Linked DNA regions of Mus musculus: region 1 is linked to region 2. Evidence: chromatin loops called from intact Hi-C (ENCODE). Cell type or tissue: heart. All regions are shown on one strand.

Region 1 (8,000 bases), 220 kb before region 2:
GGCTGAGAAGGTCGTCTCTGCTCTAATTGATGACATCCACAACTTTATGAGTTTAAAACTGACTCCGCAGAGATGTCTTGACCTCTGCAGGTGGTCAAACTGTGACATGCATATGTTCTCACACACACATACATACACACACTCATATGCACACATACTCACACATATATGTATACACATACATATACACACACTCATACACACATGCACACCCACACACATACACAGATATACACACACACACACACAAAGCTGGCATTCTGGAACACTCGTGATCATCTATCAGCCAAAGAATAGCTCCAAACAGAGGGGAGCCCTGCTGGGTATTGCCATTCAAAACCTGTCTTACTTAGTGCTGAAAAACTGTGGACCAAATTCACAGACAAAAAGTATACTCAGTCCTGTTTTGACATAGTTGCCTTCTGAAAATGCAGAGGATGCTTTGTGTCGACATAGGGGGCAGTTAATGGCGCCATTCTCAGATCTTTAAAAACCGAGACTCTTTGCACTTAGCAGGAGCGTCTGTTAAATACGAGCAACTGGAAACTTCCTTACATTGCGGGGTAACCCCACTGAAAATCCCCTTTAAGGGTTGGTTACATGGTACATAAAGGAGCCTTGCCACTAAGGCTAGTGACCTGAATTTGATTCATGCATGTATTCATACGCATATCACACACACACACAGATAATAATAAATAAAAATTTAAAAAGAAAGACAATCCTTATTTGAGGATGGAGACTGTTGATACCCTCAAGACGGTGGAAGAGGCAGGGAGGAGCCAGGTTTCCTCTCGGGCTTTGAGGATGATGGAGTGGGACTGGAGACTTGTGATTAGCAAGGCTTGGGTACCACAAGAGGTCCAGAGTAGGGGTCGGGGCTCTGTGAAAGAGAAGTTTCTATCAAGTTGCCCAGTACCGCCTTGCTGGGGTCCCTCACCCTGGCCCACTGGCAACCTTTCCAAAGCCAATGCAACGCGCCCGCTTATCCCCACTGCTGTCCCCGGGCAAGCTTCTGGCCGGCCCACAGTTCTCTCTCCCTCCGTGGGTTAGTCCAGCTCACGGAAATCCTGCCTCCTAGCAAGTACTACTCCTTCGAGAAGCCTTTCCTCTCGCCACCCACTAGTCTGCGTTTCTAGACACCAGAAGGAATTCGAAGATTAGATCAGCCCTTGGTGGTGCAGGCGTTGGAATCCAGGACCTTGAGTAGGCCGGCGGGACACCCTGCTACTGGGCTACACCCCAATCCTATGCAAAGCAACTCTGCAAGCGGATTTCACAGTCCCGGGGGTGGGGTGGGGTGGGGGGAGGCCCCGCACTTTGTATGAGCAGAGTAACTTTCCTTGAAAGAATAAACGAGTGAGTCTTTTACAAACTCTGGGCAGCTTTGCTCTGCTGGCCTTGCCTTCGGAGGCCTCAGTTTCCCTACGCTGCCCGCGAGTCTAGCGGCGGAGGAGGGGCCCAGGCCGGGCGGCTGCAGCCAGCGCGGGGGCGCGCGCGAGTGGACGTGACCGCGCGGCGGGGCCCGCCCCAGGCCGGTCACTGGCGCATGCGCATCACTGCCCGAGCGCTGCGGGCCCGGCGGACTCCGGAGCCGGGGAAGGGGGTGGGGGGTGGGGAGTTTGCGGGAGGGAGGAGGGAAGAGGGAGGGAGCGAGGGGCGGGCCCGGCGCGGCTGCCCGGCCGGCTGCTGGAGGCCCCGGGCCGGGCCCGCGCCGCGATGGCCTTGGTGACCCTTCAGCGCTCTCCCACGCCCAGCGCCGCGTCTTCCTCCGCAAGCAACAGCGAGGTGAGCCCGGCCGCACCCTCCCACAAGGTGTGAGGCGGAGGTGCGTCCGCCCTTGGGGTGCGGGCGTCCCCGCGTCCCGGTGACTGAGCATGCGCCGGGCTGGGGTCGCGGAGGTGGGGGGGCGGGGGGGGATGCTTCCAGATCGCAGGGCACCAGGAAAGGCTCTGGTCGGCTCTGGGCTGCAGGGTCTCGGGTTCCGCTCGGGGCCTGAGCTCATGCTGCTTAATCGGGGTAGATGGGGACCGGAGCGTCCGGGTCCTCAGGACGGCCTGCCCCAGGCTGTGCTACCCCAGCCGGGCTCATCCCACCCCCTTCCCCTGATGAGCTTAAGGCCTCGGAGTAAACCCCGGATGACCCAGCCGGCTGCAGGGGACGCCCCGCTGTGCTGGGCTAGCCCCGCAGGCCCAGGAAGTTGCCAGCTGGAATCTGGGCCCTCTCCCGGGGTTGTGTGTCTGCGTGAGACTTGGCTCAGCACCCCTGCGTGCCCGTGTTGGTGCGTTTTGGGCTCGTCTTGCGGGGACTGGCAGGCATCTTTGCAGAATGGCTGTGAGGTTAAGCCTCCAGGGCCCTTTCTGTCTGAGACTCTTTCATGAGTTTTATCTGCAGGCAGAAGGTTCTGGTTGCCTCCTCTTTGCACACAATTAGGCAGGGCAACTGAGAAGTTAGATTGTAGTAAGGCCTCTCTTCCCACACAGCTCGGTTCCCCTACAACAGTTTACAAAGTGCCTTTTATCTTGTGTTCTTCCTAGGAAACTACAGGAGCATAGGGAAGCAGGGAGGGGCAGTACAGGCCTTTGCAGCCGAAATTCTCTTCCTTCCTTCCTTCCTTCCTTCCTTCCTTCCTTCCTTCATCATGTAGTTGTGGCTGGCCCCCTGCCTCTGCGTCTCAGATGTTGTCAGTTCAGAAGAGCTTTCCACACCTGGCTCTCAGCCTGGATTTCTAGCCAACTTCCATAATGTTATGGGAATTTAACACTTGGTCGCTTCCAGTTCCTGTATTAGACACATTTTTAGGCTTTTAATCTTTTTTTTTTTAGTTGAGATGTAACTCACAGCCTGTGGCTTTACCTTTTGGAAGTATGTAAGTCAGCGTTAGTAGACACACCCGCTCAGCCACTCAGTCCCGAAGCTTCAGCGCCCCGCCCTTCTCAGTTACCGCTTGTCTTTGCTTCACCCCCACCCCGGGGCGTCCCCTACTTCTCTACATTTGCCTACGCTGTAGTTCATATAACAGGAAATATGCAGTGTTGCCTCTGTCTGGCTTCTCCCTCTAAGCGTGCTGGTCTCAAGGTTTGCCCATACTGGGTCTAATCATTTCTTTCCTTTCTATAAGAATTCATTGTATGGGGGGTAAATTTTTTTCAGGACACTGATTAGGACATTTTAAAAATCATTTTATTATTATTATTATTATTATTATTAATGTTATTTAGTACTAAATGTTTGAACCAGACCCTTGTGTGTGCCTGGCACTACGCACACTACCTACATTTTAAAAATTACATTAAGGTGTGTATGCATGTGTGTGCATGCGTTTGTCTCTCTGTCTGCTTCTGGGCATATGCAGGTGCCCACGGAGACCAGAAGAGGATGTTGGATCCTGTGGAGCTAGGCTTACAGGGGGCTTGTGAGCTGCAGGTTGTGGATCTGGGCATCTGCTTTTAGGTCCTCTGGAAGAGCAGCAAATGCTTTTAACTGCGGAGCTCTCTTCTGCAGCCCCCTTCCAGCCTCCATTTTAAATCATTATATGATGATCTCCCAATGACCAATTAACAGAAGAGAAAGCCCAGAAGAAAGCCAATGTTTAAAGTGTGAGGAGGCCCAGAGCCCTCTTGACTTTTACATCCTAGGAATGTGGAAGGTGGAGGCAGGAAACCCCTAGTACAGGCTGCATGGCCAGGCTAGTGAAATTAAGAATGGGCAAGGTGAGCGAGACCCTGACTCAATATGGAAGACAATGACATCGCCAGCAGCCACATACACACACACATGCACATGTGAACACATACCAGTCACACCTGCAAGTACACACAAACCCTAAAATCCCAGATGGCTTTTCTTTAACTTGAGCATGCCTTTGTCACCTGGGATGTTCCTGGGATGGCTAAGCTGCCTTCCCGATGTGCCCAGGTCAGGAGCAAGGCAGAGAGAGTAGACAGCAGGTGCTCCCTGTGCTGGGAGACTGGAATCCCGATTGGCTGTGCCTCCCGCCCATCCTTTTCCCACTTGGCTTCCTCTCTCTCTCCAAGTCAGATCTTCGGATGGGCCTGGATTGTTTCTTTGGGGATGATGCCGTCTCTCTCTGCTTCTCTGGCATTCCTGACCTTACATCACCTTTCAGTGGAAAACCTCAGATGGTGACTAAGAAGTCAATGGCTGCGGAGCCCGTGTCCTCTTTCCCCCAGTCTGTTATCCAAATGCCACTTCTTTTATGAGTCAGGGAGACAGCGGTTTCCTGACAGAGCTAGGTTAGCAGTGAAGCCTGGGAAACCAAGGGAAATCACAGCTCTTGGTCCCACAGCAATCTTGTCCTCTTACTTTTGTCCCCCATCACCTCCCCATACTTTCTGGATCTTTAATTATCTCGTATTTGTCCTTTTCCTGTTGACCTTATTGAATTCCTTTGTGAGATCAAGGGGAGCTGAGAAAGAGATACATAAACTGTTTCCCCTAGGTGTATAGCAACATTGTTTTGGACCAATGTGCAAGGTCTGTTTTTCATGGGCACAGGCTAGTCTCCAGGCACTTGGGACCAGGGCTTCTCAGCCTCGCTGCTGACCCTGAGACTCAGAGGTGGAGGCTTCTCCTTCAGCAGCATCCTCTTGCTCCGCCCACTAGATGCCAGTAGCACCCTCCAAAAAAATGCCCCAGTGGCCCTTATTGAAGGAGTCCTTACATGTGGTGATCCGCTGCTGCTGTTTGCTTCTGTCTAGTGCTGCAATGTGTGGGGGGCCTGCCCTGGTTTTTCCCTTCTCCTTTACAGCCCAGGAGCCAACGCGGTCCATTCCCAGTGTGTACATCTATAAAGTTGTACATAGACTCTTCATATAAGGGGGACACCTTATGGAATACTCATTCTTGGTGGAAATGGTCTCCTCTTGATGTATATCCCATACTGCCCAGTTCCCTTCCTACCTTAGCTCTGGATCCAGTTCCTGCTGCCCTTGACCTCTGGCTGGCTGGCTGGTCCCCAGTCAGTCTTGTGTCTGTCCTGGCTGTCACACTGCTCTGATGTTCTCTTCCACACAGTGGGTGCTTTAAAAAAAAAAACACGCCAACTCCTCCTGGACCACCTTGTGTTTTCTTCTCATTTTGTGTTTTTGCCCAGAAAGGAGAGGTGGGGAGGGGAGTAAGTAGTGATGGGGTTAAGATATTTAGAATTCAATGCCCGGATACCTTCCATGGCCGAAGTCTTGTCTGGCGTGGCTTTTCGTTTCAGTTTGGTTTTGGACATGCCCGCTTGCTGTGTTATCTGGGCTGCTCTCAGATCCCTGGGGCAAACGGTTCCCCTGCCTTAGCCTGTTAAGTAGCCAGGGTGACAGGTGTGTGGACCTTCTTTGGGATGGAGTTTTTCAGTGGTATTCCTCGGGCTTGCTGGTGTGCCTGGCTCCACAAAGAAATAGGTTTTCTTAAGACGGTAATCCCGTTTCCTGTAAAAACAAAACCAGAATAAGACTCAGAGTCAGTGTGTTGTCTAGTCTAGGGCTTGAAAGAGCCTTGGGAAACAGAGCCCATGGGGCTCGGCTCAGGCGGCTGAGACAGAAATAGGGATAAACATTAGGAAACCTGAAAATGTGGAGCGAGAGTGACTCAGAGGAACAACACATCAGGTTGGCATGGAGAGGGCAGGGGGTGTGTCTCGAACACGGCAGCCTCCTTCCTGGATGCCTTTATCTTTGCCGGGCACCGGGGAGTCTGCTGTCAGAGCTAATAGTGGCGGCTGTGAGGTCACACACTTTCTCTCTCTTTCCCTGTAGTTGGAGGCTGGCAGCGATGAAGAACGGAAATTGAACCTCAGGTAAGTCCACTTGGCGTTTGTCCTTAGGTCCGGGAAGTAGGTGAAGAGCACTGTTGTACGGTTGAAAAATGGTTTTATAACCGTGTCTTCATGGAAGCCCAAGCTACAAGCTCGTAATCTTACCAGAAGGGATTTGGATCTCTTTGAGTTCGAGGCCAGCCTGCTCTACATAGCACGTTCCGGGCCAGCCCAAGCTCCGTGGTGAAATACTACTGTAGAGATTACTGGTTGTAGTACATACCTGTGATTCTAGGAGCTGATGAGGCAGGGTTGCAGTTTTAAGGCCAGCTTGGACTACATAGTAAACAAACAAAAAACCTGGGATGTGTCCTTTGCCCATCACGTACAAGGCTCTGGGTCCATCCGCAGCACCACAGTAAATGAACAATTAAGTAAAAATCGTATGTGCTTGGCTACTCCCTGCTTAGGGGGAGGAAGAACTGCTGAGCACACACAGGGTCTCAAGCAGGCTAAGCAAAGGCTCTACCACTAAACACCAGCAGCCTGTAACTGCCTTGATATGGGATGTCATTTGCAAAAGGAGGCAAATAACTGTATTTTTTCTGTGCCCTTCATTTCCTTTGTTGTTGTTACATGTGTGTGAGCGTGTCTGTGTCTGTGTGTGTCTGTGTGTGTGTATCAGAGAACAGTTTGGAGCATTCATTTCTTCATGTGGGTCCCTTGGATTGAACTCAGGTCCTCAGGCTTGGCAGCAAGGTCCTATGCCCGCTCAGCCCTCTCGTCGCCCCTGATATATTTTCTTGCAGAAGTTCCTGTCTGTGTTTAACAATCATTGTACTATGCCCTCTGTTTTTTCATTCTGCTTTGGACAAGCTGCTACTTTTGAAGTCAGAACATCACTTCTTTTTGCTTGCTTTTTTTTTTTTTTTTTTTTTTTTCAAAATGAGGTCTCTCTGTGTAGCCCTGACTGTCCTAGAACTCACTGTAGACCTGGCTGGCCTTGAACTCAGTGGTCCATCTGCCTCTGCCTCCTGAGTGAGTGCTGGGATTAAAAGTGTCGTGTGAGATTGGGATTGATTGGTAGCCGAGCTCACTGAGACAGTTTTTTTTTTCCATTTTTTATTAGGTATTTAGCTCATTTACATTTCCAATGCTATACCAAAAGTCCCCCATACCCACCCACCCCCACTCCCCTACCCACCCACTCCCCCTTTTTGGCCCTGGCGTTCCCCTGTATTGGGGCATATAAACTTTGCAAGTCCAATGGGCCTCTCTTTGCAGTGATGGCCGACTAGGCCATCTTTTGATACATATGCAGCTAGAGACAAGAGCTCCGGGGTACTGCTTAGTTCATATTGTTGTTCCACCTATAGGGTTGCAGTTCCCTACTGAGACAGTTCTTAAGGGCTGGAAATGGCTCAGTAGTTAAGAACACTGGCTGCTCTTGCAGAGGACCTGAGTTTGGTTCCCAGCACCAGTGTGGTGGCTCACGACCACTCGTAACTCTAGTTTATATGACCTGACACCTTCTTTTGGCCTTGGTCATCATGTGTGCATAGGTACATAGAGATAAATGCAGGCAAAATCCCTAGAAACATGAAATGATAATACATTTTGTAAAATTCCCATAAGATGTAGTCACCAAGTGGGTGTGGTGGCAAACGCCTTTGATCCTGGTACTTGGAGGCAGATAGATTTCTGAATTTGAGGCCAGCCTGGTCTACAGAGTGAGTTCCGTGAGTTCCAGGACAGCCAGGGCCATAAGAGAAATCCTTTCTTGAAAAACAACAACAAAAAAAGATATTAGTCACCAGTTACTGTAGGGGACACCAAAGTCATCTGGACTTTTTTTTTTTTTTTTGCCAAAAATTCAGACCTCCTTCTCTTTGCCCATCTGAAGTCTAGCTATATGCCTAGACTGGGCAGATCTAACTACTAACTTATTCCCCAGCTATAAGACCCTTCCCTACTTGTGGTTTCTCCTGGACACATGGTTCTGCTCCATCATGGCTTCCTCCTCTTCCTGTACTCTCTCCCATCACTCTCCAGAACCTCTTGTTGCACCTTTCCCTTCCACTGCCCAATCATAGGGTCTAGCTTTTATTGAGTAGCTAGAATGGCAAGAAAATTCACATGAGATCACATGAATATGATCAGGGTTAGATCTGCTTCCTCAAGAGGGACTGTTCTTTGGGGAAGCAGAATTAACATCAGAATAAATACAACAGTAGCA
Region 2 (8,000 bases):
GGCTCCTCCTTCTTGGACTCTTGCTTCAGTTTGTAGTCAGCCAGGGCGGCCTTGATGGCGTCTTCTGCCAGCACTGGAAGGCATGGGAAGGTAGACAGCTTCAATGTCTGACACCAGAGGCATGGTCTTTATTACATCTTATACACTTACACACATACAGCATTGTATATTTGTATGTCGGTATAAATACCTATCTATTTAGAATACGTATGCTTGTGCTTGTATGTGAGTGGCTGAATGTGCTTGGGCATGCGTGGTGGTCACAGGACAACTTTGGGGAATGGGTTTAGAAGTTCTTTTTTTTTTTTTAATAAGATTTATTTATTTTTATTATATGTAAGTACACTGTAGCTGTCTTCAGACACTCCAGTAGAGAGAGTCAGATCTCATTATGGATGGTTGTGAGCCACCATGTGGTTGCTGGGATTTGAACTCCGGACCTTTGGAAGAGCAGTTGGGTGCTCTTACCCACTGAGCCATCTCACCAGACCCCGGGTTTAGAAGTTCTAACTCAGGCTTGGTGGCAAGTTGTTACTTGGGCCATCTCCCTGGCCTGAGAGGCGGGCTTAAGGAAGAGAACCTTTTTAAGTTGGTGGGTACTAGAGTCAGGAAGATTCAAGAGTGTGCTACTTGCACACCTTTCTGGCTGGAACAGTGAGGGTATTGCAGAGAGTGCTTGTCACCTGGCAGCAGTCTGCATGCCTCCTGCTGCAGCCCCACACTGGAAGGCTAGTACTGAGAGGATACCGAGGGTGAGGCTATGGGCGAAGCAGAAGCCGAGAGCTGGAAGGGGGCAGAAAGCTGAGCATGTCAGGGTGACGTCTTACTTCTGCTTTCTGGAAGAGGCTTAGCAGTGTGGGAAGGCTCTCGTGGGGCAGTGTGGTAGGTAGTGCACTGTGGCCTCAGGCACTGCAGACACACTCAGAGACAGCAAAGGCAGACTGGGGAAGCGCAGGGTGGGGGAAGAGCTGCCTGTCTCAGCTGCCCGGCCACCGTGGGGTGGGAACAGCAGACTCTGAACAGATCCAAGCTGCCTGGCAGGTGGGGCAGACTCACTGGAGCAGTGCAGTTTCACAGGCGGCAGGCAGAGCTCCTTGGCGATGTCGGTGTTTTTGATGGTCAGGGCTTCCTCCACCTGAAGTGTGGCGGGGTAAAGTACAGTTTCAGTGAACTTGACCTTGCTGAGCGTGGGCAGAACACACCTCAGGATAGGCTGTCTGAGGGAACTCCTGCTACATAATTAATTCAACACAATTCCTGGGCAGGGCTGCCACTGTGTACCAAGGGATCTCTAGTCGGGGACACAACCCGGGCTTCCTGGCTGTGTAAGCAGGAACAAGAATGCTCACTGCCCACTGAAGGCAGGCATCGCCTAGGCTGCTGGGCAGCATCTGCCTGAGGATGCCTGGGGGTCTGAGACCTCTGATGGATGAAGAGGCAGAGGCATGCTTATGCATTAAGGAAAGCCGGTCTCCCTCAGACAAGAGGCCTCAAGGTCAGAGAAAGGGTCTTCCTACTGTCTGACCGTAGTTCAGAGCCCTGAAATACCAGGAGCATGTGCCCAGTCTCACTTCCCCTTTCTCCAAGGCTAGTTCTTAACCAACTTCCTTCGAGCCATTTTCCCCCAGAGCAAGCAGGTGTGGGTCTCCCTGGCCCCCAGGAGCTCAACGGCCAGAACGCCTGGATCCTGTGGAGCAGGTGGCTCTGTTAGAGCTGGCTGGCGTTGTGAGCATCCAGGACTGGGCCCCGTGAAGGTCCACACTGTTCTAAGACAGGGTCTCATGCAGTCTGGGGTGGTCTTTCAATTGCTAAGTAGCTGAGGGAGACCATCACACCCCAAGCCTCCTGTCCCTTCCTTGTCTGAGCTGGGATTACAGGCTTGTGTGCCCTGTGCCACCATGCCATGTTAGCGTGGGTGGTTTCATAGCTGCTGGATCTCAGCAGTTTCAGCTCTTAAAGATTTTGATTTCTAAGCCTCCCTCGGACGCGGCTGTCTCTGCCTTCCTGTGCATGCCCGTCTGGACTCCTACTTGAAGCAGGAGATGGGACAAAACTGTGAATGCCGCACAGCAGCTCTCAGGGGACCTTGGTGACCTCAGGGACATCAGGGAGAGCCCAAGACTGCCTTTCAGTTCTGTGGCTGGGCGGCCTGGTGCTGATCCTCATCTACGGAACTGACAACCAGTGACAGCAGCGACTGACACGTTGCCTTAAGCAACAAGATGGCCTTGAACTCCCAGCGTGAGGAATGTAACCAGGGCTTAAAAAACTGGCTTTTTTCTTTTCTTTTCTTTTCTTTTCTTTTTTTTTTTTTTTTTTTGAGTTCCTGCTGGGTGTCCCAGGCAGGCTTTGAAGTCACCATCTTTATCTTCCTGCTTCTTGCTTTGCTGCGACTCATGAGTAGACTCTCCCAGAGCCAGGGTCACAGGGAGTTCTGATTTAATTCCATGTTTTTTGTTGAGACAGGTCTCCTTACGTATCCCGTGCTGGCCTAGAACTCACAGAGCTCCTTCTGCCTCTGTTGGGCTTTACTGCTCCGGGATTAAATAGCTTTATGACACTTGTGAGTGGTCTTACCGTTTTCCCCTTTACCCACTCTGTGGCTAAGGAGCTGGAGGCAATGGCGGAGCCGCAGCCAAATGTTTTGAATCTGGCGTCCACAATCTTCCCCTTTTCATCCACCTGGATCTAGAAAGGAAACAGAAGCTAAGCGGCCACAGCTGGACCTGTCCTTGAGAGCTGGGACCTTCTGGAGGTCCACAGTGTGTGTTCCACATGAGCCCTGGCTAGTGTCCACTCCAGATGCTGTGACATTGGTCACCGTGATTTGTTTCACAGAGCTTGGTGACAGAGAGTGAAACTTGGGGTCCACACAGGTCCAGCTGGCACAAAGGTAGGGAAATGGTGCCCCTCACCCCACTTGGTTGTTTTCAGCCCTAGCCCGCTGTATGTGAACTCCTGTTTTGCAGAGATCTGTTTACAGCTGCTGCCCCTGTTAGCACCTCAGGCGCAGAGAGAGAGAGAGAGAGAGAGAGAGAGAGAGACAGAGAGACAGAGACAGAGAGACAGAAAGAGACAGAGAGAGATTACCTGCAACCATGGCTCCATCAGTACCTTTCTCTGGGGCACCAACTATAATTAGCGGCTCTTTCCTGCTTGCCATGAAGGAGGCTGAGCTAAAGCTATGGCTGACTGAAGCACAGCCTGCCACCTCCCTCTGCCCCGCTTCCTTTTCCTGGAGAGGTTTGGTTAACACAATATTCCTTTTCTCACTGAAAGCGCTAGCTCCTGGTGGCCTTCACTTGGTCAGAACAGTCACAGAGTCTTTCGATTGCTCGGTGAGAGCAGGATCTACACTGATCAGTGAGGTGGAAGATAAGGTCATCTGTTTCAGAACGAGACCCGAGTCTCTACCCTCATCATCCATGTCAGCCACTGATCCCTCCTCACAGGAATACACAGACAGGACAAAAATGCTTTGTGAGGTCTTGTTGGGGTGCAGGTAGTAATCCTTTCACCCAGTCAGTACCTGCAGTTTCATGACGTCACCACATGCCGGAGCCCCCACCAATCCGGTTCCAACATTTTTAGATGTCTTGTCAAGGGATCCCACGTTCCGAGGGTTTTCATAATGATCCACAACCTGAAATGGCAGATCAACAGAAATCGCTACGGTCTTTACTCTCTCTCTCAGATCAGCAATCTGTATGGGACAGAGGTGGGAGACCCATGTGTGACCCAAACTCTTTCTATCTCCTCCCCAACGACCTTTGTATCGAAGATACTGTCCAAGAAACCGGTGAAAACTCAGACACATCTTCCTTTCAGGGGGCTGTCAACCAGAAGTAATCCCCTGACTCACACACTGTACCAGATCTGGGCTCAAAGCACAACTTCTCTTTTTTACCAAACACAATACACAAAGAGAAGTATGCACTTACAAAAAATCCCGAGAATAAAAACAGCCCCAAATGGAAGAGTTCCCCAGAAGTTTCAAGGTCAGAGATGAGCTGGAGGTTGGGGAACGAACGAGTCATTGGTGGCTGTAAACATAAACACAGCGCTACCCTGTGGCAGGAGCGCCCCCTGGTGCCTTAAGGCTGCCAGCCCGTCAAGGTCCTGCAGCTATAATGTCAACAAAACAACCTTCCCTTTGGGGTAGAAGGCCTTGGGCAAGAGCACCCAAGCCAGAACAGAACAAGCAGCTGTTAAAGTCAGGGACACACTAAGATTTAATAACCGAGCTTTCTCCCGCTAGTTACCAGGAGGCACCCTCATCTGCAGATTGAGTCTAAGCCCTGAGCCCCCATAACGCATCATCTAATCAAGGACTTTGGGGGGGGGGGGAGGGAGTGTCTTGTACATCTGCGGTAGCCTTGTTTTTCGGAGTGAGTCTCCTGTCAAGAGGATTTTAACGTCCCTAAAAGCGTGGGGGCCCGCAAACTACTCTTCTTCTATACTTTCTGCTCCCTACCAATAAACACACAACTGAGAACCGAAGTTTTAATGTTGGGCTAGGTGCTTGGCTGAGCTCGAGGCCATCGGCTCCTAAAAGAGTAAATAAATCGCCATCAGTGGTTTCCCTTGGTTGGACCGAGCGCTCCACGTACGGGGACTTCAGAAGACTCCTGTCAGGTCTGAGAGAAAGGATGGGAGGGGACCAGTGACTTGATCAAGGCCATCTGGCCAGGGCAATGGCTTAGCTGGGGAGGACGCTGGTGCTGTCGAGTGTGCTCAAGCATGCGTGTGTGTGTGTGTGTGTGTGTGTGTGTGTGTGCGTGCTGCCCCTTGACCCCCGGCACGACATACCCGGACCCTCCCTTCTGGGCTGTCAGCCTTGGGACACTCGGAGTGACGGCCGCGGCGGGGCAGAGGCGGCCGCGGGGCTCCTCGGTGCTGGTGATCTGCGCAACGGCGGCAGGTCCCCTCGATGGTTCGCGCACCCCCTCGCCCGCCCATACCTTCTTGTGGTAGAGCCTGGCCGGAGCCGACAGCTCCCGGGCGGGCAGGCGCGGGCTCCGCAGCAGCAGCGCCGACGCCGCCCGCCTCAGACGGCCAGCTCCCGTGGCCGCCGCCATCCTGCCGGCTTGAGCTGCGTCGACCTCGGCGACGCCGGAGGGATGGCGCGCCCGTTCGACGTCACCGCAGCTCGGCGCTTGCGCTGGCGTCTCGGCCCGGCTACGCCCCCTCTGACCGCGCCCTCGGAAGGGGCGTGGCCAGGCGCAGAGCGGGAAGGTCCGAAGCGGCGTGCAAGGTTGTCTGGTGCTGCGATGGGCGTGGGGATGCTCGGTTTCAGGCGTGTTTATGATTCGATCATGCATACGTCCCTGGTAGACTTTTGTTCAGGCTGTGGAGTTCCTTTTCTTTCTTTCTCTCTCTCTTTCTTCCTTTTTTTTTTTTTTTTTTTTTTTTACTAATTCCGAGGTAGCCGTTTCACCCATGGAGCAAATGCATATTAAGTGTACTCTAGGTGTCACTAAAAAAAAAAAAAAAAAAAAAATCCTGGGAGCAAAACGGACGCGATTTCTGGCTCGTTAACCTTGTTGATGAAGGGGAAAGGCAGTGCAGAGGGAAACAGCAACGCTTTTCCGACCTCGAGAACGAGGGGTATAAGAGAAACGAACCCCATCCCTCGACACCTACGTTTGTTTTACCGCCATGCACATCATTCCGAATCAATACTTATTGTAATGTATTATCATTGACTATAAAAATCCACAAAAGCGACTCGTTTAACACAACTACGAGGTACTAGGTGTTACAAAGGGGAGGGAGCTTTATTCGAGAGATGAGACTTTTCCCATGAGATGGTGCATCCGATCGCGGAGGAACTGCAATCTTGTCCGCACTTGAGGGTCGGTTGCCGGGAAACAACCACGCACCGGAGCCGGCCGAGCCTTACAGAAGGTCTTTAGTCCAAAGCGACGACTTTGACCTTCCTAAGATGGCGCCTCGACCTTAACTACGGACATCACGCACGCACCACTTCAGCTGTGGCTGCCACTTCCGGCCCAAAGACCCGACAGCTGTCCACGGTTGTAGCCGGACGCAGGTTATGCTCGTGAGCCTTTTCTTCTGACGGTGGCGTCTGGAGGCGCTAAAGGATAGCATCAGCGGTGGATTCTCCACAGCTTCCTGCTCCCTGAGGCCGTCCGCGACGCTCCCGCTGGTGGCCGAGCGGAGTTTTGATCAGGCAGACGCCGCGGACAGCCCGATGCTCGCCGGGCTTCGGCGGGCGAGGGAAGACCCGAGAGTCGCGGGCTGCGCAAGATGGCGACGACGGCCGCATCTTCGGCGTCCGAGCCGGAGGTTGAGCCCCAGGCCGGGCCTGAGGCCGAGGGAGAAGAGGATGAGGCGAAGCCGGCCGGTGTGCAGCGGAAGGTGCTGTCCGGCGCTGTGGCCGCGGAGGCGGCGGAGGCCAAGGGCCCCGGATGGGACCTGCAGCGGGAAGGCGCGAGCGGGAGCGATGGGGATGAGGAGGACGCCATGGCTTCCTCCGCCGAGAGCTCCGCCGGGGAGGACGAGTGGGAGTACGACGAGGAGGAGGAGAAGAACCAGCTGGAGATCGAGCGGCTGGAGGAGCAGGTTGGCCGGCCTGGGTGGCGGCGGCGGGCTCCCTTCCTCCCTTCGGGTCCCCAGGCCCGGCCCGCCCCCTCGGTCCTCCGTGGTTATGGAGACCGCTGAGGTCGCCGGGACGCCGTGAGCCACCGTGAGTCCCCGCGTCCCCGGCTCAGTGCGCGCCCAGGGCGTCCCTAAAGTATTCCATTGAATAGTGTTTAATCCGGTTTCCCCGGGAAACTGAGGCTCGTTGAGGGGGCTCCTGCACAAGGTGCCACCGCACCTGAGAGTGTTTATCTTTTTAAGCTTTTACTCTCTCTTTTTTTTCTTCTTATTTTAAACTTGTGCTTGTATGCCTGCGTGGACACGGTTGTCTTTTAACCATGTGTGTTCCGGGGATTGAACTCTTGGTCATCAGGTGTGGCGGCGGAGCCATCTCTCCAGCCCCGGACTGTCACTCTTTTTTTTTTTTTTTTCCGAGACAGGGTTTCTCTGTGTAGCCCTGGAACTCACTTTGTAGACCAGGCTGGCCTCGAACTCAGAAATCCGCCTGCCTCTGCCGCCCAAGTGCTGGGATTAAAGGCGTGCGCCACCACGCCCGGCCGGACTGTCACTCTTAACCAAGTGGTTTAACTGTCTGACAGTCGGAGGGGAACTTATTTTCCTTTAAGGATAGTAATAGTGGTCAAAAGTGGTGTAGAACGAAAAAAACGAACGCGACTGTAATAGAAGTGCAGAGGTTGAGGCTTTTGGTCTGAAGGCCAGGGCCCAACTCACTCACTCTCTCTCTCTCTGTCTCTCTGTCTCTCTCTCCCTCTTTCTTTCTTTTTTGTGGGGGCGGGGTTTCAGGCAGGATCTCAGTATGTAGCTTTGACTGCCTTGGAACTCATTATGTATACCAGGCTGGCCTGGAGCTCACAGAGATATGCCTGCCTCTGTCGCCCCTACCAGGCCAGAGCTGCCATATCCAGCGCCCCCAACTCCCTTTTAATTTACGTGTATGAGTGTTTTCCCCGAATGGGTGTGTGAGCAGAGACCAGAAGAGAGCATCAGGTCTCCTCGAACTGCAATTGCAATTAGGGACTGTTGTCAGGGGTTCTGTGGTTGCTGGGAATTAAAAACTGGTTTCTTTAGAAGAGCAGCCAATGTTCCTAATCGCCAAGGCTGCATCCTTTTGGAATTCGGTAACAACTAATACTCATGTGTCCTCAGTGATTTTTTTTTTAAACAGCTTCCACTGTAGATTAGGAGCAATAATTTCTGTGAAATAATCATTATAGCCCATGACTCCTGCCTAATGAAGTTGCCATGGTAACTATGGCCCCAGTGCCTGGTCCCAGGTAGTAAAGCGGTCCCTGATCTGTTATTGGTGATAACTCCTTTATAATCCAGTATGCTAGCAGGGGTAGGTGATGAATTCAGATTAGAATGGTTTGAGCAAA

The links. Hi-C counts contacts between places; a loop is a spot of excess contacts. Peaks named below come from ENCODE experiments on the same cell type or tissue, not always from the same donor. Only the 100,000 strongest peaks of a DNase experiment are listed, where the experiment ranks them.
Region 1: it touches region 2 in a loop (2.6-fold over the local background); 1 of 42 quality-filtered maps calls a loop at or near these places.

The regions. Positions count from the first base shown.
Region 1 is chr5:113,987,452-113,995,451 of GRCm38, reverse strand. Ssh1 (slingshot protein phosphatase 1) reads left to right here and starts at 1,662. Exons shown (of 15, transcript NM_198109.5): 1 at 1,662-1,788; 2 at 5,766-5,806. The coding sequence starts at 1,720. It overlaps Gm52825 (a long non-coding RNA gene), which reads right to left and starts at 5,630. Exons shown (of 3, transcript XR_003955978.1): 1 at 5,575-5,630; 2 at 5,185-5,438; 3 at 3,218-5,043. In heart, CTCF peaks have their summits at 1,138 and 4,622 (motif pointing right); DNase peaks (open chromatin) are centred at 1,541, 2,161, 2,711, 2,931 and 2 weaker places; H3K4me3 peaks cover 2,651 bases; H3K27ac peaks cover 3,168 bases.
Region 2 is chr5:113,769,906-113,777,905 of GRCm38, reverse strand. Sart3 (squamous cell carcinoma antigen recognized by T cells 3) reads left to right here and starts at 5,506. Exons shown (of 19, transcript NM_016926.2): 1 at 5,506-6,585. The coding sequence starts at 6,271. It overlaps Iscu (iron-sulfur cluster assembly enzyme), which reads right to left and starts at 5,105. Exons shown (of 5, transcript NM_025526.5): 1 at 4,962-5,105; 2 at 3,530-3,643; 3 at 2,578-2,688; 4 at 1,057-1,135; 5 at 1-73. The coding sequence starts at 5,078. In heart, a CTCF peak has its summit at 4,085 (motif pointing left); DNase peaks (open chromatin) are centred at 865, 5,225, 5,985, 6,245 and 2 weaker places; H3K4me3 peaks cover 3,959 bases; H3K27ac peaks cover 2,654 bases.